2 separate regions of the Homo sapiens genome follow, and region 1 is linked to region 2. A link is an interaction called in ENCODE POLR2A ChIA-PET data of the cell type or tissue named here. Cell type or tissue: Panc1. All regions are shown on one strand. Links, peaks and the distances in the headings refer to the core of each region. The heading gives the core; the rest is flanking DNA.

Region 1 (11,022 bases), core at 3,023-11,022, 160 kb before region 2:
GAGGCCAAGGCGGGCAGATCACTTGAAGTCAGTAGTTCAAGACTAGTCGGGCCAATGTGGCGAAACCCTGTCTCTACTAGAAGTACAAAATTAGCCAGGTGTGGTGGTGCACACCTGTAATCCCAGCTACCTGGGAGGCTGAGGCAGGGGAATCGCTTGAACCTGGGAGGCGCAGGTTGTAGTGAGCGAGGTCGCGCCACTGCACTCTAGCCTGGGTGACAGAGGGAGACTTTGTCTCAAAATAATAATAATAATAAATGAATGAAGGAAGGCAATGGAAATTATCCAGACATGGATCTTGAAGTGGGAGATACCCTAATATATGTAGTCAAGTGGAATGATGACAGAAAGGGTCAGATTTGGCCATTGAAAATCAAATTACCGATGACTTTGGAGAGAGCAGGATCAGGAAAGTGGGTGCTTGAGATCCATTTTGGAGGAGTTGCGGAAAGAATGAAATAGGGAGAACGGGAAGCCGGCAAGTATAGGTGACTTGTGTAGCCCATCCCCTGATATCCTCTATATTCGTTTGCTAGAGTTACTGTAACAAAGTACCACAAACTGGCTTAAATGACAGAAATTGGTTGTCTCACAATTCTGGAGGTTAGAAGTTCCAGATCAAGGTGTCATGAGAGTTGTGTGAGAACCGTGAGGAAGAATCTGTTCCATGCCTCTCTCCTGGCTTCTGGTGGTGGTTTGCCGGCAATCTTTGTCATTCCTTGGCTTATAGAAGAATCGCCCTGTTCTCTGCCTTCATCTTCACTTGGCTTTCTTTCTGTGTGTATGTGTGTCCAATTTTCTCTTTTTATAAGAATACCAATCATATTGAACTAGGGCCCTGACCTCATCTTAACTAATTATATCTGCAATGACCCTATTTCCTAATAAGGTCGTATTTGAAGTACTGGGAGTTAAGACTTCAACATCTGGCTGGGTGTGGTGGCTTACACTTGTAATCCCAGCACTTTGGAAGGCCAAGGCCAGAGGATTGCTTGAGCTCATGAGTTTGGGACCAGTCTGGGCAACATAGTATCACCTTGTCTCTAAAAAAAATACAGAAAACAGGCCTGCGCGGTGGCTCACACCTGTAATCCCAGCACTTTGGGAGGCTGAGGCGGGCGGATCACTAGGTCAGGAGATCGAGACCATCCTGGCTAACGCGGTGAAACCCTGTCCTGCGAAAAATATAAAAAAAATTCGCCGGGCATGGTGGCGGGCGCCTGTAGTCTCAGCTACTCGGGAGGCTGAGGCAGGAGAATGGCGTGAACTCGGGAGGTGGAGCTTGCAGTAGGCCGAGATCGCGCCACTGCACTCCAGCCTGGGCGACAGAGCAAGATTCCATCTCAAAAAAAAATAATAATAATACAGAAAACATTAGCCAAGCTAGTGGTGCACACCTGTAATTCCAGTAGTCCCAGCTACTTGGGAGGCTGAGGTGGGAGGATCGCTTGAGACCAGGAGTTTGAGGCTGCAGTGAGCCGTGACCACACCACTGCATTCCAGCCTGGGCGACAGAGTGAAGACCCTGTCTCAAAAAAAAAAAAAAAAACAAAAAAACTTTTATCTTTTTTTGTGGTGTGGTCTTGGCTCACTGCAACCTCTGCCTCCCGGTTTCAAGTCATTCTTGTGCCTCAGCCTCCCAAGTAGCTGGGATTTCAGGTGTGTGCCACCGGGCCCGGCCAAAAAAAAAAAAAAAAGGACTTTAACATGTGAATTTGAGGGAGAGGAGAGGAATAGAATTCAATCCATAATATCCTCCTACTGTTGGAACCCAAGCAGAAACCAAAGCCCAGGAGAATGCTTGGATGCCAGCCATATGAATCAGCCTTGCTAAGCATAGGACAAGATGGAGAAGGATGGAGAATAGGTCTGGGTGGGACAAATGGATGACATCCAGTATACCCAATCTCCATAATTCCTCCCCAGCCACATGAAAGGCTCTGACTTTACTCCTAGGGACTCAAGACTGGAATGGGAAGAGCATGAAATTGAGCTGTCTATCCCCCTGGATCTCTCATTGCCACCTGCCCATAGGTTGGCTGCACCCCTCCACCAAAGAAAGGCCATGACTCCTTCCTGGCAGCCCTGTCTTACAGCTACTCTCTGGTGATCTGGGAACCACTCCCTCCCTTACCCCTTGATGCCTAGGGCTAGTGCCAGCACCTTGTTGTTGTTAGCCTCAGAGGCACTTGCACTGTTCCTTGATGGTTTTCCCAAATCTTGCCCTCATCTTTGTAAATACTGTTTGCCGTTTATTACACTGTCATCATATTACCCAATTTGAGTGTGTCATCTATTTCTTCCAAGACCCTGACTGATACAGTGGGTATATTTGGAGCCAGAAAAAACAATGACAACAAAACCATTTGTTTGAGAATTAGAATGTGTTAGGAGAGTCCATAATCAGAACTGTCTGAGCACATTTACTGCTGCCTATGAACGGTTTAGAGGATGAGGACAGCTGGCATGGGATTAAGGTAACCTTGTCCAGAAAGATTTCATTCATTTAGAAAAAATTTATTGAAGGCCTACTATCATGCACCAAGCACTACTCTAGGTGCTGGGGGAAAAGGACAAATAAATCATGTTCCTTTCCCTCAAGGAGCTCACAATCTAGTAGCAGGGGACAGATATGTAAACAGTTAGTTGCATAAAGCATCACAGTGCTGTAGTAGATGTCTGAGCTAGAGATAAGAACTTTGGAATGGTCAACATATAGTAAAGGCAGAGAATAGATGGGATTGGAGACTGTTAAGAAATGGAATCTTGAAGGACTGTAATAATTGGAAGAAATGCTAGAAGAGGAGAGTAAGAAGGAATAATTATAACAGTAGTTCGGATATATGAATCATTTACTATGTCCTAGGGACTGTGCTTTACTTAGATTATCTCAATCCTCGTCACAACTCTATGGGGTGCTGTTATTATCCCTGTTTTACAGATGAAAAAACTAAGGCTCAAAGACATTAAGTTATGTGCCCAAGGTTGCACAGCTAGTAAATGTGAAGGACAGGAATTGAATCCAGCTCTGATTCTAGATCTAGTTTATTCTCTTAACTACTAGTACACTCAGCCGGGCGCAGTGGCTCATGCCTGTAATCCTAACACTTTGGGAGGCCAAGGTGGGTGGATCACCCGAGGTTAGGAGTTCAAGACCAGCCTGGGCAACATGGCAAAACCCTGTCTCTACTAAAAATATGAAAATTAGCTGGGGCTGTGCGCAGTGGGTCACACCTGTAATCCCAGCACTTTGGGAGGCAGAGGCAGGCGGATCACGAGATCAGGATATCGAGACCATCCTGGCCAACGTGGTGAAAACCGGTCTCTCCTAAAAATAGAAAAAAATTAGGCATGGTGGCAGACGCCTGTACTCCCAGCTACTTGGGAGGCTGAGGCAGAATGGCTTGAACCCGGGAGGCAGAGGTTGCAGTGAGCCGAGATCGTGCCACTGCACTCCAGTCTGGCAACAGAGCAAGGCTCCGTCTAAAAAAAAAAAAAAAAAAAAAAAAAAAAAATTAGCTGTGTGTGGTGGTGTGCGCCTGTAATCCCAGCTACTAGGGAGGCCGAGGCACAAGAATCGCTTGAACCCGGAGGTGGAGGTTGCAGTGAGCTGAGATCGCGCCATTGCACTGCAGCCTGGGTGACAGAGTGAGACCCTGTCTCAAACAAATAAAAAAAACCTACTAATATACTCAAAGAGGCAGGACCAAGGTAGGAAAGAATTTAAAGGAGAAGTGAGTAGTCAGCCTTGACAAATCTTACAGCGAGATCAAAGGAACTGATGATTAACGAGATCCTATTGGATCTTGGAATTAGAAGATTTGAGGTGCACTTTGCCTGGGCAGTTTCACTAGCAAAGTGTAGTAGGGGAACTAATTGAAGTAGTCTCAAGAGTAAATGGGAAGTGTGGGGAAGTGGAGGCTTGTTTTCAAGGCGTTTGACATCAAAGAGGAGAGAGAAAGTAAAGGAGGAGCTTAGTGAAATGAGCCTGCCTGTGGAGAAAGGGTCCTGGTTTTATGTCAGCAGCAGTAGAGTAAGATCAGTGCAATGAAGCCTAATTGTGAGGGCAGACAGAGGGGGATGGAGGTGAGGTCTGGGGTGCTTGTGTTGTGGGGGTAGGGTAGGGAAGTTCACAGAGAAGTCTCGAGAGTTTAGCTCTGTCCAGGGAACTGGGAGTGAGGAGCCTGTCCTCAAGGCTGCTGCCAATAGCTTAGTGGTAGGTAGGAATGGTTGGCAATGTGGGTGGTACAGCAGGACCCTGACTCAGCCATGGGTGGGCACACAGACAGGGGCATGGTCCCCAGGCAAGAAGGCTGCAATCTTCGGTAGTCCATCTGGGCCTGGGAGGAACACAGGGGCAAAGGAGTCCTCTCTGAGGACTTGGGGAGGATTTCAAGGAGGCTGGGTTCCACTTCTTCACAGGTATCTGAGACTGTGGCCTTGGGCTGGGAGAGATGAGGAGAGGCGCTGGATTAAAGCAGATCCTGTGGGAGGAGGGGCTGGACTGTACAGGAAGGAGAAGGGCTGGGGTAGTGCTGGGGTAGTGCCTGGGGATGGCACACTGGTAGGGCAAGGACCTTGAACAAGTTGTATTGTTGGGGCAAGGATCCAGTACCAGGCAGGGTTGGTGGTGGGCACAGGGGAGGGAAGCACACTCACCGGGCTCAGGGCTGCAGTGTCCCTAAGGTACTGGCCTAGGACCCGGTGCAGGTCTGGAAGTGAGGGCCACAGGGCATGCCTCAGTCTCCTGGGGGAGAAGGAAGAGAAGCAGACTGAGCCATGGCAGTGGATTGGCAGGGAGGAGGACAGCAGTTGGGGTGGGGGAGCAGTGAGGCCGGGGAGTAAGGCTTGGAGATATAAGAGCATGGTCAAGGCAATAAAGTTGGGCAGGGGAGTAGAGTAAGAAGAAAACCTCAGGTAGGGGAGGGAAGTCAGTGGTGGGCAGGTTCAACAAAGGGTGCTGCAGTTTCCTCAAACACTCCAATGTTTGTTCTGTCTGGAACACTGGATTCATTCCCTCACCTCATTGTAGGCCTCTGTTCAAATGTCATCCCTGACTACCTTGCCTGAAACACAGTAGTCCCTCTTTATCTGCAGGGGATATGTTTCAAGACTCCCAGCAGATGTTTTTTCTATACGTACATACCTACAATAAAGTTTATAAATTAGGCACAGTAAGAGATTAATAATGACTACTAATAAAATAGAACAATTAGAACAATATGCCAACATCACTACTCTTGTACTTTGGGGCCATTATTAACTAAAATGAGGGTTACTTGAACACAGCTCTGCAATACCTCAACGAGTCAATCTGATAAGCAAGATGGCTGCTAAGTGACTATGGGGCAGGGAGCATATACAGCGTGGAGATGCTGGACAAAGGGATGATTTACATCCCGGGTGGGACAGAGCGGCATGGCAAGTGATTTCATCGTGCTACTTACAATTTAAAATACATGAATTGTTTATTTCTGGAATTTTCCATGTAATTTTTTTCAGACCTTAATTGACTGCGTGTAACTGAAACCACAAAAAGTGAAACTGTGGATAAGAGGGGACCACTGTAGTGCTGCTTCCTTTCCCCATGACAGGCTATCTCCTGCTGTACTTCATTTTTCCTTATAGTATTTGACTTGTTGTACATTTATTACATTGTTATGTATATTTCTTTTTGTCTGTCTCACCCCACTAGAACATATGGTCCCCGAGAAAAGAGAGTTTGTCTATTTATTCACTCCTGTATTTCTAGGGTGTAGAATAGTGTCTGACCCATAGTAGGTGCTCAGTAAATTAGCTGAATGAATGAATGAAGAAAATCAGTGGAGCTTATTAGTAAGTTACTGGAGAGGGTAGTCTATCTGGGAAGAATATGGATTAAGATGTATTGGAGGGGCCTCCATTTTTTTGTTGTTTTGTTTTGTTTTGTTTTGTTTTGTTTTGTTTTGTTTTTGAGATGGAGTCTCCCTCTGTGGCCCAGGCTGGAGTGCAGTGGCGCGGTCTTGGCTCACTGCAAGCTCCGCCTCTCAGGTTCACACCATTCTCCTGCCTCAGCCTCCTGAGTAGCTGGGACTACAGGCGCCCACCACCATGCCTGGCTAATTTTTTTTGTATTTTTAGTAGAGATGGGGTTTCACTGTGTTAGCCAGGATGGTCTTGATCTCCTGACCTTGTGATCTGCCCACCTCGGCCTCCCAAAGTGCTGGGATTACAGGCGTGAGCCACCGCACCCGGCCAGAACCTGGATTCTTTAGCTTCATATTTCCATGTGGAGGGACGTCAGTAGAACATTTCAGGCCGCTTCAGTGACCTCACTCATATCTCTCCAGGGGAGAAGGTGTGACTTACCTGGTAAATTGGGGAAAAGAAACTGAGTATGCCTGGCTCAGCAGACCACCTCCTCCTACTTCTCCAACTTTTTTGTTGGATCTGGCTACCTGCATGGAGGCTACCTTTCAGTCTGCTCATACGTATGGGCAGATTAAAAGTTCAAAGAGAGGTATGTTCAGAGGGAGATGGTAGCCCATGAGAGTGGCACCTGAACCAGCCCAGGACCATCAGAAGACACCATCTGGAGGAGATGACTTCTGAGCTAAGTCTTAAAGAAGCAGCAGATGAAGGATGGAGGTGGGATGCATTCTACCCTTCATGTTTATAGCCTCCAATGGCATTTCTCCTCAGCCTTCGTCTTCCCACATAAATGAGTCACTCATTAATAACATTTATTTAAGGGCCTGCTTTTTGGCAGGCACTGTGCTAAGGATTTAAAGATGACCAAGTAAGGTATAATAGGGAAGATATATAAAGAAATAAACACAGTAAAACACTACTGGTACTGTATTGGAGCACAGAGCAGCGGCCAAAAGGGGGAGGGTCAGGAAAGGTTTCTTAAGAGTTGGTGAAGAAAGTTATTTACAGATGAATGGGTTTAGTGAGACAGGGAGGCTATTTCAGGCAGAGCGGACGTTATGTGCAAAGGCACTGAGAAGTAAAACCTGACTTGTGGAGAAAACCAGTTTGGAAAGGCTGATGCACAGGGTAGAACAGGCTGAAGTGCTTGCTGGCAGGGGCCGATTTTGCAGAGCCTCGCTTGTCATCATAGGGAGCCTGGACTATATCCTGGGAGCTATTGAAAGGATTTAAGGAGGGAATTGATAGGTTCATGTGCGCATTTTAGAAAGATTATTCTGGTGGCTGTGTGAGGCTAGATCGGAGGGGCAAGAGGTTCTGTTTCAGTGAGTCAGGTCGTGTCTGTAGGGCTAGAGAAAGGGGGCCATTGTTTGGACTAGGTTTAGGAGGTGGGACCTGACGGCAGATTGGATGGGGGTGGAGTGGGCAGTTTGGCTGAAGGGTGGACGGTGGCCTAGTCGCCGAGGTGAGCAGCAGGAGGCGGGGCTGTTCGAGGTGGGCGGTATAGTGGGCGTGTTAGAGTGTAAGGAGCCGCGGCGAGTCCCAGAGGTGACGTGCAGGAAGTGGCGAAGCCGTAGGTGCGCACGGGCGGTGGACGGAGATCTGGGGTCACAGAGCGAACCAAGAATGCCTGTTTACAGGCCTTCGGCTCCACCTGGTCCACCGCCAGTCTCCTGCCTGGCGGGGGCGGTACCTGTAGTGTGCAGGAAACTGCCACCTCAGCAGCAGCAGGCCCAGGACGGCGCTGAGGCCCAGCACTAGATGCAGAGCGGTCACCAAGGAGATCCAGGCTAGGAGACAAAAAGGGTCAGACTTCGGCCCACCCGGGCCGGAGCCCCGCCCTCATCCAGCCAGCCCCTACTCTGGCCCCGCCCCTCGCCGCCCCTGGGCACTGCGGGCACCTGCGCAGCCGTCGGCCCGCAAGGTCAGGGCCCCGCCCCTCTCCGCGCCCCGCGCCTCGCCCCTCTCCGAGCCCCGCCCCACTCGCACCCGGCGCCCAGTCCCTGGCGCAGGCGCTGTGCGGCTTTGGTGCGGCCGGGGCTTGCCTCACCGGTCTCGGTGGCGGTCTCCACCCTAGTTGGGTCCGACCACGAGCTCCAGGGACCTTGGTAGGTGGGGCCGTTGAGCCTGGCGCGCAGCTGTAAACGGTAGCGAGATCGCGGGCGCAGCTCCAGGGTCCCTCCTCGGGCCCCGAGAGGCGGCTCCAGCACCTGAGCAAAGAAGCGTGCGGTGGCCCGGCGTCGGGGCTTCGATAGCCCAGCGTCTGTTTGACCCAAATCCTGCAGCTCCGAATCCCCAGGCGGTCGGAGATTCCCACAAAGAGCCCCACCGGCAGAAAACACGCTTCCCAGCAACAGGATAGAGCGCCCTAACCGAGAGCCTCTCCCTAACGGGATCACGCTCTGCCCGAGAGAAACGTGCCAGGCCCACCTCCTGAGACACAGACCTCACCTCAGAGAGCTACGTATCCTAACACCAACACCCAGGTACACCCTCGGCAGGGATCCCGGTACACGCACACCCTACCGGGTGTTCTCACAACTCCAGGTCGGGCGATGGACACCCCCAGAAACAGATATATTCAGAGCCACACAGACCATGCCACAAATAATACTCATGCTGCAGAGGATGCCAGATTTGCGTTAGGCGCTGGGGTACAAGCATCATGTGTACAAGCAGGAAGGCAGCAAACATTTATGAACTGTGTGATACTCCAAACATTGGGTTAGGCACTGGGGAGAAAGCAATAAAACACCGTCTCTTACATATCTAATGAGAAAGACATCCAAACAGGTAAATAATCACAACAATTAATTAGTGCAAGGCACCACGGAAGTCCAGAGAAGCATTTAATGCTTGGTTTTGTGCCACAGAGTAGTTTAGTGTGCTAAAAGCATGGATGACACGGCTGGATGGTCACAGATGAGTCTAAGGCAATCCTGGTAGGAATTTGAGGACTATTAGTACGTTATTGCCATCAACTTAGTTGATGAGTAAGGGGAAGGGATAAGGGAAGAGCAAGAAGAGTCAAGGGTGCTTCTAGGCTTGGGTACTGGGTAAGTAGCGGTGCCATTGTCAGAGACAGGACACAGAAGAGAAGTAAGTTTGAGGAAGATATACTTTAGGGTTCCATTTTATAGAGTTCAACAACAGTCCAAATGAATCAATGGTAATGTCAGGATGGTGATTACCTTTGGTGGCGGGGGATGTGTCGGAGCATTGGGAGCTTCTGAGGTGCTGGAAATAATTTATATCTTGATCCTGGTTATGGTTATGTGGATGTATACACAAGTACAGACTATATATGTAAAATTTGTACACTTTGTTGTATGTAAGTTTTATCACAATAAAAAAGTAAAGCTTCAGGAGGAAGAGGAGTTCCATTCTGGATAGACTGAGTCTGAAATGTCCAGGGGGAGGAAGTTTTGGTAGAACCATAAGATGTTGTACATAGTTGTATATATGTGTGGCAAATGAGAATAAAAGTAGACAAACTAATATTTAAGTAATGTATATTGAGCACCTTCCTTATGCCAGGCAGTATGCTAGGTATTTAGATATAGTATTTAATCTTTACTATAACTCCATAAGGTAGATAGCTTCATCCTCATTTCACCAATGAGGAAACAGACTTCAAACATTTTGGTAATTTGCCTGTGGTTTGTAAATTCCTTTCCATATGGGAGTTAGAATGGTAAAATTGCGATTGTTAATGTATGGACATTGAAACCATGGAGTTAAAGCACTCACCTGGGGAGAACATATTTATTTTATCAGAGGAGAAAAGAGCCTAGGATGAGACTCTAGGAAGCACAGCATTTTGTGGAAGGCTGGAAAGGAGGAGCCAGGAGAGGAGAGTGAGAAAGTTCAGTCAGAGAGGTAGGAGGAAAATCGGGGAAGACTGATATCCCAAAGACAAAGGGAAGAGAAATGTTAAGTAGGAGTAGCCAGAAATATCAGATGCCCAAGAGAGACTAAGATACCAGTTGAATCTGATAAACATAGATATACTAGCAGAGACTGGATACATAGACACTTTCACTCCTGCTAACAGGCATGGCCAACCCCAGGGATCCCCTGCGTAGTGAGGTCTGTGGGCATTTGTTGCTTGACCATACCTTCCAGTCCTGATGGCCTTCTCCTGTGTATCGGAGTTGATAACAGGTCTCTTGGGCTGCCCAGGACGATGGGTGCTGCCACTCCAATTCCAGATGCCCACTGGAGATCTCCCTCCAGTGCAAGTTTGGGGTGGGGAGGCGCACTACAGGGATGTCAGCAGGGAGCAGCTTAAGTCCTTCTGTGCACAAGGCATTGTGCCACCAGAGCCATCGGTCAGAAGGGTCAGAGTTGGGGATCCTGGGCACAGGGTCAGATTCAGTGGGGGTGGGAACTATGTGGGAAGAATGAGGAAGAAAGTTCTTACCAGCCTGGTGGATCCAGAAAGGGGAGCCCAGGTAGCTGTGAACAGTACCCGGGGCTGTGGTCACCTCCACAAGGATGTGAATAATGCTGTCATTTCGTGACTTGAAGTGGCAGCGAGAGAACTGTGGGGTCTGTAGTCCTGGATTTGTTTTCTCTTCCTCTTCGCAGTTCTCCCAGATGGGGTACCTAAGACCCAGCCCCACAGAGTCATTGAATCAGGCCTGCCCCAGAGACTAATCCCAAGGCTTCCCATCCTACAAGAACGATGGCCTGCAGGGATTATCATTTAACTCCTTCCTTCCAGGGGCCTCCAGAGCTTTCCCTCTGTCTTTATGCCATGATGTTTTCTTTTTGTTTTTTCCTTTGTTCATTTGTTCGTTTGTTTTTGCTATTTTGCCATGATGTTTTCTGAAGTCAGCTTTGTTGTCTGGCCTCTTCCCTTTGAGGAAAGACCTGGCATGATATGTGAAAACAGCATGGGTTTTCACCAAGAGTTGAGGTCTTGGCTTACCTTTGTGTAACTTTGGGCAAATTACTTGGTTTATCTCTGCTCCAGTTTCCTTCTATTTGTAAAATGGGTTAATGATACCAACCTCACAGGATTGTTTCAAAGATTAAAGAACCCTCATCTTTCTGGAGAAAAATATCCTCTATTTTTAACGTGTTCTCATACGTCATTCCTCCTACTCT
Region 2 (16,708 bases), core at 8,492-16,491:
CAGGTGGATCATGAGGTGAAGAGATCGAGACCATCCTGGCCAAAATGGTGAAACCCTGTCTCTACTAAAAATACAAAAATTAGCTGGGCATGGTGGCGCACACCTGTAATCTCAGCTACTCAGGAGGCTGAGGCAGGAGAATCGTTTGAACCCAGGAGGCAGAGGTTGCAGTGAGCCGAGATGGTGCCACTGCACTCCAGCCTGGTGACACAGCAAGACTCCGTCTAAAATATATATATAAATATATATTTCTATCTGTGCTCATGAAAAAGACTAGCTTATTTTTTTTTCTTGTGGTGTCTTTGACAGATTTTGGTATCACAATTATTTTGGCCTCATAGAACATAACTGGAAAGTATTCCTTCTTTTTCCAATTCTCTAGAAGAGTTTTTTTCAAGATTAGTGATAGTGTTATTTTTTTTTCCTTAAATGTTGATAAAATTCCCCAGTGATAAGATCTGGGCCTAGAGTTTTCTTTGTAGAAAGGTTTTAAGTTACAGATTCTTCTTGTTTTGTTTTGTTTTGTTTTGTTTTGAGGCAGAGTCTCACTCTGCTGCCCAGGCTAGACTGCACTGGCATGATCTCGGCTCACTGCAACCTCCATCCCCCAGGTTCATGCCATTCTCCTGCCTCAGCCTCCCGAGTAGCTGGGACTACAGGTGCCCACCACCATGCTCGGCTAATATTTTGTATTTTTAGTAGAGACGGAGTTTCACCGTGTTATCCAGGATGATCTCCATCTCCTGACCTCGTGATCCGCCCACCTCAGCCTCCCAAAGTGCTGGGATTACAGGTGTGAGCCACTGCGCCCAGCCTACAGATTCAATTTTTATAGGAATTTGTCAGTTTCATCTATATATTAAAATTTATTTGCATAAAGTTCATAATATCCTTTCAATTTTTTTTTCATTTTGTTTTTTTTTTGAGGTAGGGTCTCACTCTGTTACCCAAGGTAGAGTGCAGTGGCATAATCTCGGCTCACTGCAACCTCCGCCTCCGAGGTTCAAGCGATCCTCCTGTCTCAGCCTCCTGAGTAGCTGGGATTACAGGTGTGTGCCACCACACCCGGCTGATTTTTGTAGTTTTAGTAGAGATGAAGTTTCACCATGTTGGCCAGGCTGGTCTCGAACTCCCGATCTCAAGGGATCCGCCTGCCTCAGCCTCCCGAAGTACTGAGATTACAGGCGTGAGTGACTGCGCCCGGACCCCTTTCAGATCTTTTTAATGTCTATAGGACCTTTAGTGATATCCCCTTTTTAATCCTCATATTGGTTGTTGGTATCTCCACACTCTTAATTTTTTCTTCATCAGTCATGCCAAGGGTTTGTCTATTTCGTGTTTTCAAAGAATCAAATTTTGGCTTTGATGATCTTTTGTCTGTTTTCTATTTTATTAACTTCTGCTCTTATCTTTATTTCCTGCCTTTTATTTGAATTTAATTTGCTGTTCTTTTTCTAACTTCTTGAGATGGATGCTTATGTATCTTTTTTCATTTCTAACACAGTATATGTATTTAAGGTTATACATTTCCCTGTATGCATAGCTTTAGCTGCATCCTGTATCTGTATTTGTAAAAAATGTTACACATGTCATTCTAACATATATCCCTAATTAGAGACCAGTGTTTTAAGTACTTGTAAAGTGATGAAACAAATGGCTGTTTTCCTGGACTGGTGAGCTTGGGCATCAGAATCACTTTCTGTACTTTCATCCGCATCTCCACAGTCACTTGAAGACTAATTATATTGCTGAAGCTGAGGAGGCTCAGCAGCTCTCATTAATAATGTCCGTGGGCCAGGCGCGGTGGCTCACGCCTGTAATCCCAGGACTTTGGGAGGCCGAGGTGGGTGGATCACCTGAGGTCAGTAGTTCAAGACCAGCCTGACCAACATGGAGAAACCCCGTCTCTATTAAAAATACAAAATTACCCGGGTGTGGTGGTACATGCCTGTAATCCCAGCTACTCAGGAGGCTGAGGCAGGAGAATCGCTTGAACCTGGGAGGCGGAGGTTGCGGTGAGCTGAGATTGTGCCATTGCACTCCAGCCTGGGCAACGAAAGCGAAACTCTGTCTCAAAAAAAGAGTTTGTGTTACTTGGGAGGCTGAGGCAGGAGAATCGCTTGAACTCAGGAGGTGGAGGTTGCAGTGAGCCGAGATCACGCCTCTGCACTCCAGCCTGGGTGACAGAGTGAGACTCCGTCTCAAAAACAAACAAAAATGCTTGTGTTTACATAGCACTTTCACTTTCCACACATTTTTACTTTTCCTTCCAATGATCTGTTATTTGCTAAAGTCAACGGTCAGTTTTGGACTTTACATGACCTCCCTCTGACATCTAGTACCACTGACCACTTCAACCTTTCAGAAATTGTTTAGTTCCTTGGCTTCTTTGAGATAATTATCTGATTCCAAGTTCTCTTTGTATCTTTATTTTCAGTCTTTCATCGGCTCCTCTTCTTTCACCAGTCTCTTAAATGTTGGTCTTCCCTCTGCTGTCCAATATTCTTCTCAGATTCTACATAGGCCCTTGGTGATCTAATCTATGCCTCTGACTTCCTCTACTTTCTAATTCCCCGAATCTTCATACTCAGCCCTGACTTCTCTCCTGACCTCCACACACATACATCACACTTCTGGGCACGTCAAATATCACATGGCCAAAATGGAACTTCATCTCTTTCTTCTCTCTGCCTCCGCTACTAAAGTCATGGTTTAGTTCCTAACCCAGCTTTCACCTTCACATCCTAACTGCTCTCCATCACTCCAATTTCCTTCCACTCTAATCCTTCCTCAATACTGTTCAGAGAGTTACCTTTCTGATCCCATTACTTTCTTGCTTAAATCCTTTCCGTTGTTTCTCGTCACCTAGAGACTAAAGTCCAATTCCTTGGCATGGCATACACTACCTTCTGCGATGCAGCCAACCTTTCCTACTCCCTCTATCATTGCTCAAATGTGTCCAGTGTTCCAGCCATATGAACCAATGAGCACTGTCCTATTTCATACCTCCATTTCATCATCTCCAACAAGTCCTTCTGCCTAGAATGCCTCTCTTTTCCAATGGCCTCTTATCTCCAAATTCATCTGCTGACTTCTTACCCTTTCTATGCCTCTCCCTCTTAATCATGCCTCACATCTAATCTACTACTCTAGGACCTAGTGATTTTACTTTCTTTTTTTCTTTTGCTTTTCTTTCTTTCTTTCTTTCTTTTTTTTTTTCAGACAGGGTCTTACTCTTGTCACCCAGGCTGGAGTGCAGTGGTGTGATCATGGCTTATTGCAGCCTTGACCTCCTGGGCCCAAGTGATCCTCCCACCGCAGCCTCCCAAGTAACTGGGACCACAGGTGTGTGCCACCACACCTGGCTAATATTTTTTACTTTTTGTAGAAACAGGGTCTCCTTATGTTGCCCAGGCTAGTCTCGAACTCCTGAGTGCAAGCGATCCTCCTACATCAGCTTCCCAAAGTGCTTAGATTATAGGCATAAGCCACCACGACTTTACTTTCTAAAATCATTTGAATCCATCCACTTCTCCCTAACTGTATCACCACCACTATTATCTATGGTGTAGATATCCACAATAGCCTCCTCACCATTTCTACCCTCGCCCCCTTCAATAGTCTTCACTCTGCTGCCAAAGTAATCCTTCAAAATGCAAATCCGGTCATATTCTCTGCCCTGAAAGTCTTCCATGATTTCAAGAAATAAGAAGGATAAATCCTTACAAGGCCTACAAGTTTCCATGCATTTGGGCCCTTGTGACCTCTCCAATCTCAGCCCATCTTTACCCCACGGTTTATCCTGGCACCACATTCCAGGCCCACAGACTTTCACGTTCTCTGACACCCTATGAGTCTCCCATCTCTGGCCTTTGGATCCCTATCTGCAGTGATTATCCCCACCAGTTGTGTCTGATTAACTCCTACTCACTCTTATAGGACCAAGCCTTTGCAAATACAGCCACCTAAATTATGCCGCCCCCTTCATTATTTCTCTCACAACAACACCATGTTTTTCTTTCAGTGGAACTGCAATTAGTAACTACATTTGTCTGTGCATTTGTTTTATTGTCTCTTTCCCCAAGTAGACAGTGAACCCATGAGGAAAGGAACCATCTCTCTTTTGTTCACCTGTATCCCACTGGCTGGCGGCATACTTGGCTCCGTGCCCCTTGTTTCCCCAGAGACTGTTCACTCACTTACCTTCCCTGTGTGTCCTTTCAGGCTTGAGATGTTCTCTAGGCTCGTGGTGGTGTAAACGTGAATCACATTTCCATTGACTGCAGCAAACAGGTGACCTCCATTGCTAAAGGAACACTATAGGGAAAGACAGCAAGAGAGCAAGCAAGCAGGAAGTGAGCAGTCTAATTAGAGGTTACAGTCAAGAGGTGCTTTTCCCAACGAGTTCAGACTGAAACTACGTGTGAGGGTGGGAGTGGGGGGAAGGTGCAAATGAGACTGAGGAGTGGCTGACATTTTCAGACACTTTCATTATTCCTGTAACTCATAGTGGCCAGATGCTGACACTGTCAGGCCCACAAATCATTAAGCCGTTGGGACCACAAGCAATCATTTTGCCTGTAGAAGCATGTTTCAGAGCCGGGGAAGTAATTCCTGAAATCATTGCCTTGTTTCTGCAAGACACCTCAGGGAAAGCTGATGCGCTCTTTATTACCTCTCACCATTGATGCTTATTTTTCCCTGGCTCCTCCGTCTCCAACCTCACCTTCTTAGCTGTGACTCTGATTCTGAGATTACTTTTCTTTTAAAATATTTGTTAATATTCCACAATTACAGACAGGACTTATCATAGCGGGGATCTCACAAGGTTTTAGGTTCAATGAAATAGTCTGGTGGACATAAGAATATGGGGATGGAACCATATACTCAATAAGGTTGCTGGGAAAATAACTGGATTTCCTCCTTCCCCCTTTTTTTAAGCCACTGTAGTTCTCCAAGACAGATTTTGGTCCCACCTCCCCAGATCATGTTAGTTCCTGATATTTCAGCCGTGGCTTTCTAAGAAACTGGACTTTTGTCTTCAGCAGTTTTTTTTTTACCTCTCCGCATCCTCTAACAGAGTATTCTTTGAAAGAACGTATATCATCAATGAGTAGATTCATGAGGCGTAGTTTGTCAGCAAACCCTACTACAATGAAGTGTCCAGATGGATGAAGGCTGATGGAATATGCCTCTTCTTGGTATTCCTTAAATAGTTCCAGGGTGCTGTGAAAAAGATCAATTACTGAATTGTAAGCTTAGCTCACTAAATCCTTCCAGTCATCTACTGTATCTGATATATATTGTTATCATCGTATTTGAGACACACTACTGTTTGCAATTGTTGGTTCCTCTCTTTTCTAGATCTTGGTTATTAGGGGATAATGTCCAGCGTGGAGCATGGTAGATAGGGAGACTGGTCAAGGTGTGGTCTAGCGATGCTGAAGACATAGCTCTGTTTATATTCCAAAATTCATGAGTATTGTCCAAGTATTTTTTCCCCAGAAGCCCCAGAAGTTGTACATAAGAACAAAGAAAACAGTAGGGGGTGGGGGTCCACCTAGGGTTGGAGCTTCCCAGGGAAGCTGTGCTGGAAGGTAAAGTCAGGAGGGAGTTGGGGGTGGTTGAGATAGTGATGTCCTGGGAGAAAGATGAGGAAGAAAGGGTCTGGAGAGCTCCCTGAAGCAAAGAGCAGTTCCTGTGGGAAACAAGGGGATAGGAGAGCTGGAGGGACCCAGGAGTTTATGTAAGAAGGTGAGAGACTGAGGTGTTGTCTTCATCTCTTCATGTCCCCAGTGTCTAGCATGTGGTAAGCATTAAATAAACCACAAAGTAGTTTTCTAGCCCACGCAAGAGTGAGAAACAGGTAGGTTGACTGACTTGATTTTTTAAAAATCTTTTCCAACTGAAAGCTTCTAAATAATTAAAGTTTGGAACACTGTAATTAAAATAATTCACATAAATTCACAACTGGGGTCTTGCATAATAAAGTAGGCAAGCCTTTCATTCCTTACTTTGTTTCATAATTCCAAAGGCGGATGGATCGATCCAGAGAACAGGTGGCTATAAGGGGTTTGCGGATGCAGGTAGCTAGACCGGTGATGGGTGCTGAGTGCAATGGATACATCAAATACTCAAAGTGAGCAGGCTCCCCCTAGAGAAATCACACAGAACAAGATCCCGCAGAGTAAGCAAAAGGCTGGCTGTACATGTCAGCTCTAATTAGTTCCCATGAACATTAATTAGCCTGGGTGCACAGAAATCAGGCTGTGGCTAAACTGTTTGAATATTATGCATATTTTCCTGAGCCAATATTATTATTATTTTTTATTTTATTTTATTTTATGTTTGAGATGGAGTCTCGCTCTGTCCCCCAGGCTGGAGTGCAGTGGCGCAATCTCATCTCACTGCAAGCTCCGCCTCCCGGGTTCACACCATTCTCCTGCCTCAGCCTCCCGAGTAGCTGGGACTGCAGGCGCCTGCCACCATGCCCGGCTAATTTTTTTTTGTATTTTTAGTAGAGACGCGGTTTCACTATGTTAGCCCAGGATGGTCTCGATCTCCTGACCTTATGATCCGCCCACCTTGGCCTCCCAAAGTGCTGGGATTACAGGCGTGAGCCACCATGCTTGGCTGAGCCAATATTATTTTTAAACATTATTTTAATGGCAATAAAATATTTTCTTCAATGGATATCTTAGAATTTAATTTAACCCTTCCTCTGCTGTAGGAACATTTAAGTGGCTTCCAATTTTTGTTATTTATTATAGGAATAACACTAGACTAAATATCCTTGCACAAGTCTTTGTATCTCTCTGATTATTTCCTTAGTATACAGTTCTAGAAGTGGAATACTGGGAAAAATTGTATGAATGATTTTTAAGGATCTGGATAAATAATGCCAAGTTTCTCTCTGGAGAGACTGCACTAATTATCACCAGTAGCAAATGAGAGTTGGATGGATGATTTTAAATTGAAATGCATCCTACTGCACTGGTTATGTAGGTTACAGATGTCTGTCATCAGAGGCATTGTTTCTGGAACACCTGAATGAGGAGTGATCGTTGGGAAATTTAATGAGATGTACATATTTAGGTCTGTTCGCAAGCCAAGACAAAGGCTGAAATGGATTTTTTTTTTCAAATTCTGCCCCTCTGCCACTTATAAATTTATCTGCATCCACTCTATCCTACGCTAGTATCTCCCATCCAAGTATTAACCAGGCCTGACCCTGCTTAGCTTCTGAGATCAGACAAGATCAGGTGCATTCACGGTGTTATGGCTGTAGACCCTACTATCTCAGAGAAAGAGATGCTATGCTGGGTAGGCAGGCACAGGTTATTGTTATTCTTCTCCATCTGTTACGCTTTCTTTCTCCAATATCTTCAACCTGCCTGTCTCTATGAGCACATTCCTATTAGCTTTTACACACTCAAATCTCTCTTGTCTTAAAAACAAAAGCAATGCTCTCTCTTCCCCCTCTGCCTGAGGAGTCATGCAATGATGGGGAATCACACAAGTGGGCTTACCGGTTTCACTGCAAATGCATGACCACAAACCTCCAGTGGGCATTTAACCCTGTCTGGTAACTCTACCATATTTTTTCAATAAATTCACATTCTAAATATCCAAGATAAGTATTTCATACTGTTTATTCTCCTTTTCAAACATTCCAACCTTTTTCTTCCAATTCTAAATCTCATCTGATGACATTATCTCATATTTCCTTGCTTTCTGTGTCTTTGTTTTCATTTTGTATCTCAGAAGCAGACTTGCAGAGATTCATCATAAATTCATATAAGACAAATTTTATTTTATTTCGCTCCTTTCTTTCTCAATTTTTACTTCTGTTCCTCCCTATGATAAGTAGGCACCAACAAAAGGATTTCATGTATGTCACTGACTATATACATATGTGTTTTATATTTCTATAAATGATATTGTGCTTCAGATCTCTTTCTGTACTTTTACTTTTTTCTCAACACGAAATTTTTAAGGAATCATCTATGTTGCAGTATGTATAATTTGCTTCTAACTGATGTTTGATATTCTACAGTGTGCATCTAGCTACTTTACTTCTTCATTACCACTAGGAATGAACATGTGGATTGTCTTCAACCGTCCATTGCTACAAACACTATGGTGAATATCTTTGTCCATGTTTTTTTTTTTTTCTTTTTTTCTTTTGAGATGGAGTCTCGCTCTGATGCCAGGCTGGAGTGCAGTGGCGTGATCTCGGCTCACTGCAACTCCGCCTCCCAGGTTCAAGCGATTCTCCTGCCTCAACCTCCCTAGTAGCTGGGACTGCAGGCACATGCCACCATGCCCAGCTAATTTTTGTATTTTTAGTAGAGACGGGGTTTCACCATGTTGGCCAGGATGGTCTCGATCTCTTGACCTTGTGATCCACCCGCCTCAGCTTCCCAAAGTGCTGGGATTATAGGTGTGAGCCATCACACCTGGCCTGTCCATGTTCTTTAATGGCTCTGTGGGGTCAAATTCCTGGTGTGTATCCAGTGCAGACTACTGGATAACAAGGTACATGCACTCTCTATTTGACCAAGAATTATCGGATTCCTTGCTAGAATGGCTGTATCAGTTTACACTCCCATCATCACCATATTAGGGTTATCATTTTCCCCTGTCCTCAGAAATCTCTGGTAATAAGTGGATTTTTAATTTTTGACAATATAGTAATGAAACTTCTTATAAAGAAGCATCTCAGAGTTGTATTAATTTGCATTTTTCTGTTCACAGGCAACAAAATTCCCTACGGCAGCACCCAAAGGCTTGAAATTAGCCATTCCAAGTGTGTCCAAAAAACTAAAGGAAACCATGATTAAACAAGTAAAGGTAGAAATGATATGCATCAAATAGAGAAGAATAAAAGGATCCCATCAATATAGGGATAGAACTGTAAGAAAATAGAAATTCTAGAGTTAAAAACTACAATAACTGAAATGAAAAATCCACTAGAGGTGCTCAAGAATAGATCTGAACTGGCAGAAGAATTAGTGAACTTTATAGATCAAAAAAGATTAGCAATTTGAAGAACAGAGAGGAAAAAGAATTAGAAATTTACAGAGCCTCAGAAAAATGTGGGACACCATTAAGCACACCAACTAATGCATAAGGTGAATGCTAGAAGGAGAGGAGAAAGAGAAAGGAACAGAAAAAACATTTTCATAAATAATTGCTGAAAATATTATAAATTTATTGGGAAACACCAGTGTACACATATAGGAAGCTCAATGAACTCCAAGTAGGAAAAACACAAAGAGTTCCACAAACAGACACATTTTGGCAAAAATAATGAAAGCTAAAGATGAGAAGAAAATTTTGAAAGCATCAATAGAAAAATGACTGATCACTTACAAAAGAGTCCCAATAAGATTAATAGCAGATATCTCAGCAACAACAACGGAAGCCAGAAGAGAATGGGATAACATGTTCAAAGTGCTTAAAGAAAAAGCTGTCAAACAAAAATCCTGCAAAGCTATCTTTTAGAACTAAAGGTGAAAAAAAATTACCAAAAAAACTGAAAAAATATGTTGCTAGCAGATATGACTTACAGAAAATACTAAAGGAAATCCTTTAGGTTGAAAGCAAGTTACTCCAGATAGTAATTCAAATCCACACAAAACAAAGAGCACTGGTAAAGGTAATTATAAAAGACAATATAAATATATATTTCATCATCTTTTAGCTGATTTAAAAAGCAATTGTAGGAAACAATATGCATATAATATACTGTTGTTGCTATAACATATAGAAATGTAATATATTTCCCAGTAATAGCACACAAATGGTGGGTGGGAACAAATGTGTACCAGATTAAAGAAATGACTTCAGTGGTAACTCAAACTCAAGAAACAAATGAAAAGAACCAGAAATGATAGTAAAGGTTAACATAAAAAGACTATAAATATATAATTGCTCCCCATTCTAACCTCAGCTTCTTTAAAATATATAAAATTATATAAGGTAATAATTATAAGAATATGTCATTGGGGTTTGTAACACTCATAGATGTAATATATATAACAATATTACCATTAAAAAGGGGAAAGGGAAGGTAGCTATGTGGCAATAACATTTCTATATGTTACTAGCATTAAGTTAGTATGAAATTGAATCAAACTGAATCTGATTATAATGAGTTAAAGTGTGTATGGTAAGCCCTAAGAAATAATTAAAAGTATATAGGGAAAAATAATTAAAGATATTAAAACACTACCTTAAAATTTTACTTAATGTGAAAGAAGGCATAGAGAGGAACAGAAGAACAAAAACCCCATGATACACACACACAAAAATGGTAGACATAAATTCAACTATACCAGTAATAACATTAAATGTGAACTGATTAAACAATCCAATCAAAAGAGATTGTCAGACTGGATAAAAAAAGATTAAATTATATGATGTGTATAAGAGACACAGTTTGGAATCAAAGATACAAATATATTGAGAGTAAAAGGATGAAAAAAGATATACCATACAAACAGCAACAACAAAAATGCTGGTGTGGTTACAGTAAGATCAGGCAAAATAGGCTTCAAAATAGAAAATGTTACTAGAAATAGAGACATATTTTATAATGCAAAATGGTCAACCCATCAGGAAAATATATTAATTGTAAAGATATGTGCACCTAAAAATAGAGCACCCAAATGTATAAAGTAAAAATTGTCAAGAATGAAGGGGAAAATAGACAGCTCAACAATAGGAGTTGAAGATTGCAATATACCACTTTCTTTCTTTTTATTTTTTTTTTTGAGATGGAGTTTTCACTCTTGTTGCCCAGGCTGGAGTACAATGGCATGATCTCGGCTCACCGCAACCTCCACCTCCCGGGTTCTAGCAATTCTCCTGCCTCAGCCTCCTGAGTAGCTGGGATTACAGGCATGTGCCACCACGCCCAGCTAATTTTTTTGTATTTTTAATAGAGACTGGGTTTCGCCATGTTGGTCAGGCTGGTCTCGACCTCTCGACCTTAGATGATCCACCCACCTCGGCCTCCCAAAGTGCTAGGATTACAGGTGTGAGCCACCACTCCCGGCTTTTTTATTGATTTATTTTTGAGATGGAGTTTCACTCTTATTGCCCAGGCTGGAGTGCAATGGCACAATCTTGGCTCACCACAACCTCTGCCTCCTGGGTTCAAGCGATTCTCCTGCCTCAGCCTCCTGAGTAGCTGGGATTATAGGCATGCGCCACCACGCCTGGCTAATTTTGTATTTTTTTAGTAGACACGGGGTTTCTCCATGTTGATCAGGCTGGTCATGAACTCCTGACCTCAGGTGATCTGCCCACCTTGGCCTCCCGAAGTGCTGGGATTACAGGCGTGAGCCACCACACCAGGCCATGCAATACACCACTTTCAAAAACAATCAAGACAAGTAGGCAGAAGATGACAAGAAACAGAAGATCTGAACAACACTAAAAACCAACCAGACCTAACAGACGTATATAGAACACCCAACTCAATAATAACAGAATATACATTCTTCTCAAGTGCATATAGAGCAGTCTCCAGAATAGATTATATGCCAGGCCAAAAACAAACCTTAATAAATTTAAAAGAATAGAAATAATACAAAATATATTCTCTAAGCACAGTGTAATTAAATTAATAATTAATAACAAACAGAAAGAAACTGGAAAACTCACAAATAAGCAGAAATTTAACAACACACTCCTAAAACCAATGGGTCAAAAAGAAATCAAAAGAGAAATTCCAAAATATTTGAGATTAATGAAAATAAAGACATAACATAGCAAAATTTATGGTAAGCAATATTAAGAGGAGTTTTTTTCTGGCTGCAAATACCTACATTTTCAAAAAAGAAAGATCTTAAATAAATAACCTAATCTTCTACCTTAAGACACTGGAAAAAAAAAAAGAGCAACCTAAACCTAAAGCAAGCCAAAGGAAGGAAACAGTAAAGATTAGAGTGAACATTAATGAAATAGAGAATAGCAAAGCAATAGAGAAAAATCAATGAAACCGAAAGCTGATTCTTTAAAGAGATAAAAAAAAATGGGGGGAGGAGGAAAATCATATTAATACAATCAGAAATGAAGGAGGGAATATTACTTTTTTTTTTTTTTTTTTTTGAGACGGAGTCTTGCTTTGTCACCCATGCTGGAGTGCAGTGGCACGATCTTGGCTCACTGCAAGCCCTGCTTCCCGGGTTCACGCCATTCTCCTGCCTCAGCCTCCCGAGTAGCTGGGACCACAGGCGCCCACCACCATGCCTGGCTAATTTTTTGTATTTTTAGTAGAGACGGGGTTTCACTGTGTTAGCCAGGATGGTCTCAATCTCCTGAGCTCGTGACCTGCCTGGCTCAGCCTCCCAAAGTGCTGGGATTGCAGGCGTGAGCCACCACGCCCGGCCAAAAGAGGGAATATTACCATTAAGCTTACAGAAATAAAAAGGATCATAAAGGAATACTATGAACAATTGCATGCCACTATATTAGACAAATAGACAAATTCCTAGAATGACACAAAAACTGAAACTGGCTCAAGAAGAAATAGACAATCTAAATAGATGAAAATAGGTAAAGAGATTAATTAGAAAAAGAAACTTTCCACAAAGAAAAGCCCAGGCCCAGATGACTTCACTGGTGAATTCTACCAAACACTTAAAGAAGAATTAATACCAATTCTTCACAAACCTTCAAAAAATTAGAAGAGGCTGGAACACTTCCCAACTCATTCTATGAGGCCCTGATGCAAAAGCAGTCAAAGACATCACAAGAAAACTACAGATCACTATTTCTTATAAATATGGATACAAAAATCCTCAACAAAATACTAGTAAATTGAATATACTAATATGAAAATGATTATATACTATGGCCAAGTGGATTTTATCCCAAGAATGCAAGGGTGGTTTAACATCTGAAAATCACTTAGTATAATATACTATATTAATAAAGTAAAAAACGAAAACTCACACAATAATTTCAATAGACACAGGAAAAAAAAAATGTGACAAAATCCAACAGCCGTTCATGATAAAAACATTCAACAAACTAGGAATAGAAGGGAACTTTTTCAGCCTGATAAACAGTATCTTCAAAAAAACCTACAGACAGCATCAAACTTAATCGTTAAAGACTGGATGCAGCCGGGCACGGTGACTCACGCCTGTAATCCCAGCACTTTAGGAGGCCGAGGCAGGCGGATCACAAGATCAGGAGATCGAGACCATCCTGGCTAACATGGTGAAACCCCGTCTCTACTAAAAATACAAAAAATTAGCTGGGCATGGTGGCGGGCGCCTGTAGCTCCAGCTACTCGGGAGTCTGAGGCAGGAGAATGGCATGAACCCGGTAGGTGGAGCTTGCAGTGAGCCAAGATTGCGCCACTGCCCTCCAGCCTGGGTGACAGAGCGAGACTCCGTCTCAAAAAAAAAAAAAAAAAAAAAAAGAGACTGGATGCTTTCTCCCTAAGATTAGGAACAAGACAAGGATCTGCACTCATCACTGATATTTGACATGATACTAGAGGTTCTAGCCATGGCAACTAGGCAAGGAAAATAAGTAACAGGCATTCACAGATTGGAAAGGAAGACTAAAACTACCTCTATTGCAGATGTCATGATCTTATATATAGAAAATCCTAAGGAATTCACTAAAAACGCTGATAAAATTTGGATATTTGTCTCCTCCAAATCTCATGTTGAAATGTAACCCCAGTGTTGAAGGTGGGACCTGGTGGGAGGTGCTTGGATCATTGGGGGCATATCCCTCATGAATGGTTTATGAATGGTTTAGTGACATCCCCTTGGTGATGAGTGAGTTCATGAGAGATCTGGTTGTTTAACAGTGTGTGGCATCTCTCACCTCCCTCTCTTGCTCCTGCTCTCACCATGTGATGTGCATACTACCCCTTCATCTTCCACTATGATTGTAAGCTTCCTGAACCCTTACCAGAAGCAGATGCCAGCACCATGCTTCCTGTACACCCTGCAGAACCATGAGCCAATTAAACTTCCTTTCTTTATAAATTACTCAGTCTCAGGTACTCGTTTATAGCAATGCCAGAATAACCTAACACAAAAACTACTGGAACTAATAAATGAGTTTGGCAAGGTTGCAGGAGACAAGATCAGTATGCAAAAATTAATTGTATTTCTATACACTTAGAATGAACAATCCAAAAATGAAATTAGGAAAATAATTCAATTTACAATAGCATCATGAAGAAAATTTTTCAGAATATATTTAACAAAAGAAGTGCAAAAGTTATACTCTGAAAATTACAAAATGTTCTTGAAACAAATTAAAGACAATCTAAATAAATGGAAAATATCTCATGCTCAAGAATTGGAAGGCTTAGTATTGTTAAGATGGCAACACTCCCCACATTGATCTATAAATTCAATGCAATCCCGGTGAGGATCCCAGATGGCTTCTTGTAGAAATTGAAAAGCTGACTGTAAAATCCATATGGAATTGCAAGGGACACAGACTACCCAAAACAATCTTGATAAAGTAGACTACATTTGCAAGATTCACAATTCCCAATTTTAAAGTTTGCTACAAAGCAGCAGTAATCAAGACAGTGTGGTACTGGCATAAAGATAGACAGATCAATGGAACAGAATTGGAAGTCCTGAAACAAACCCATGTGTCAACTGATTTCCAACAAGATGCCAAGACTACTCAATGGAGAAAGACTAGCCTTTTCAACAAATGATGCTGTGACGACTGGATATCTACATGCCAAAGAATGAAGTTGGACCCCTATACCATCCCATATACTCAAATGAATTCAAAACGGATTAAAGACCTAGATGTAAGAGCTAGCACTATGAAACTCTTAGAAGAAATACAGAGGTAAATCTTCATGGCCTCAGGCATTGGCTTCTTAAATATAACATGGAAAGCACAACCAACAAAAGAAAAATAGATAAATTCAATTTCATCAAAATTGAAAACTTCATCAAAAGACAACATCAAAAAAGTGAAAAGACAACCCACAGAATGGGACATAGTATTTGCAAATCACATATCTGATAAAGGACTTATATCTAGAATTATAAATAACTGTTACAACTCAATAATAAAAAGACATATGACTCAATTTTTTAAATGGGCAAAAAATCTGAATAGACATTTCTTCAAAGAAGAATTAGAAATTCTTGAAAAGACGTTCATCATTAATCACCAGGTAAATGCAAATCAAAACCACAATGAGATACCACTTCTTACCCACTAAGATGGCTATAATAAAAAAGATAATAACAAGTTTTGGCAAGAATATAGAGAAATCAGAATGCTCATATACTGCTTATGGGAATATAAAACGGTCCAGCAACTTTGGAAAACAGTATGGCAGTTCCTCAAATAATTGAACATGAAGTTACCATATGACTCAGCAATTCCACTTCTAGGAAGAGAAATGAAAACCCATCCACATAAAAACTAGTTGCATTATTCATAAAAGCCAAAAGGTAGAAAAAACCCAAATATACAAATTTGATGAATAAAATATAGTATATCCATATAATTAAATATTATTTGGCCATAAAAAAGGAATGAAGTACTGATACCTGCTACAACATGGATGAACATTGAAAACATGCTGGCCAGGTGTGGCGGCTCACACTTGTAATCCCAACACTTTGGGAGGATGAGGCGGGTGGACTGCTTGAGCTCAGGAACTCAAGACCAGCCTGGGAAACATGGCAAAACCCTGTCTCTACTAAAAATACAAAAGCTAGCTGGGTGTGGTGGCGTGCACCTGTAGTCCTAACTACTTGGGAAGCTGAGGTGGGAAGATTGCTGGAGCCCAGGAGGTCAAGGCTGCAGTGAGCCATGATCACACCACTGCACTCCCACCTGGGTGACAGAGCAAGACCCTGTCTCAAAACAACAACAAAACCCATTATGCTAAGTCAAAGAAGCCAGTCATAAAAGTCCACACGTTTTATGATTCCATTTGAATGAAATGTCCAGAATAGGCAAATCTATATATAGAGACATGAAGTAGGTAAGTAGTGGCCTAGGGCTGGGGTGGGGAGGGGTGATAATTGGGAGGATGGAGGAATAATAATAGCTAAAGGGTATGCGCTTTTTTTTTTTTTGAGGTGATAAAAATGTCCTAAGGCTGTCTATGATAAATGGTTGCATAACTTTTTGAATATACTAAAGACCACTGAATTGTATACTTTGAATAGGCAATTTGTATGTGAATCATAACTCAATTAAGTTGTTATTAAAAAAAGGACCATTACTGAGAAAGATATGTTAAATCTTCTACTATGATTGTAGATGGTCTATTTTCCTTGTTCTGCCCAGATTTGCTTTATATATTTTGAATCTATGGTATTAGGTACATGCAAACTTAAAATTGTAATATCTTATTGGTACTGAGCCATTTTAAGTACAATATGATCTCTATCTTTAATAGTGCTTTTTTGTTGTAATGTCTGCAGTGTATTTATACTAGCTTTCTTTGTTATTCCAAAACAGTAAAAAGGAAAAAGAAACATTTTTATATATACATATTTGTGTACATGAGCAAATATAGCAATAGATTAAATGCCTTAAAATGCAATTTCTGGGTAAAAGGATATGTGAGATTTAAATTTGATGGACAATGCCAATACGTCTGTCCTCCAAAGTTACTGTAGCAATCACAGCCCCACTGAGTCTATCAGCATGCTTCTATGTGAATATCTTAAAATTA

What was found. Peaks named below come from ENCODE experiments on the same cell type or tissue, not always from the same donor. Only the 100,000 strongest peaks of a DNase experiment are listed, where the experiment ranks them.
Region 1: POLR2A ChIA-PET joins it to region 2 with 13 read pairs; 11 of 35 experiments call an interaction of 5 or more read pairs at or near these places.

Annotation. Positions count from the first base shown.
Region 1 is chr1:43,345,941-43,356,962 of GRCh38, reverse strand. It overlaps MPL (MPL proto-oncogene, thrombopoietin receptor), which reads right to left. Exons shown (of 12, transcript NM_005373.3): 7 at 10,334-10,518; 8 at 10,029-10,171; 9 at 7,961-8,120; 10 at 7,604-7,700; 11 at 4,660-4,747; 12 at 2,497-4,445. The coding sequence ends at 4,191. CDC20-DT (CDC20 divergent transcript) reads left to right here. Exons shown (of 4, transcript NR_183650.1): 4 at 1,957-2,279. Among named protein-coding and RNA genes, the nearest start is that of CDC20-DT, 7.2 kb to the left of the region's middle. RefSeq lists enhancers at 6,821-7,791, 7,792-8,763 and a silencer at 7,717-7,926. In Panc1, for the core only: no CTCF peak of the experiment used is centred there; a DNase peak (open chromatin) is centred at 7,442; H3K4me3 peaks cover 1,987 bases; H3K27ac peaks cover 2,400 bases.
Region 2 is chr1:43,186,999-43,203,706 of GRCh38, reverse strand. It overlaps CFAP57 (cilia and flagella associated protein 57), which reads right to left. Exons shown (of 23, transcript NM_001378189.1): 7 at 6,015-6,154; 8 at 5,061-5,226; 9 at 4,204-4,317. The region is part of intron 4 of LOC105378685 (a long non-coding RNA gene); the gene reads left to right. It also overlaps the pseudogene RNA5SP46. Among named protein-coding and RNA genes, the nearest start is that of CFAP57, 23 kb to the right of the region's middle. In Panc1, for the core only: no CTCF peak of the experiment used is centred there; no DNase peak of the experiment used is centred there.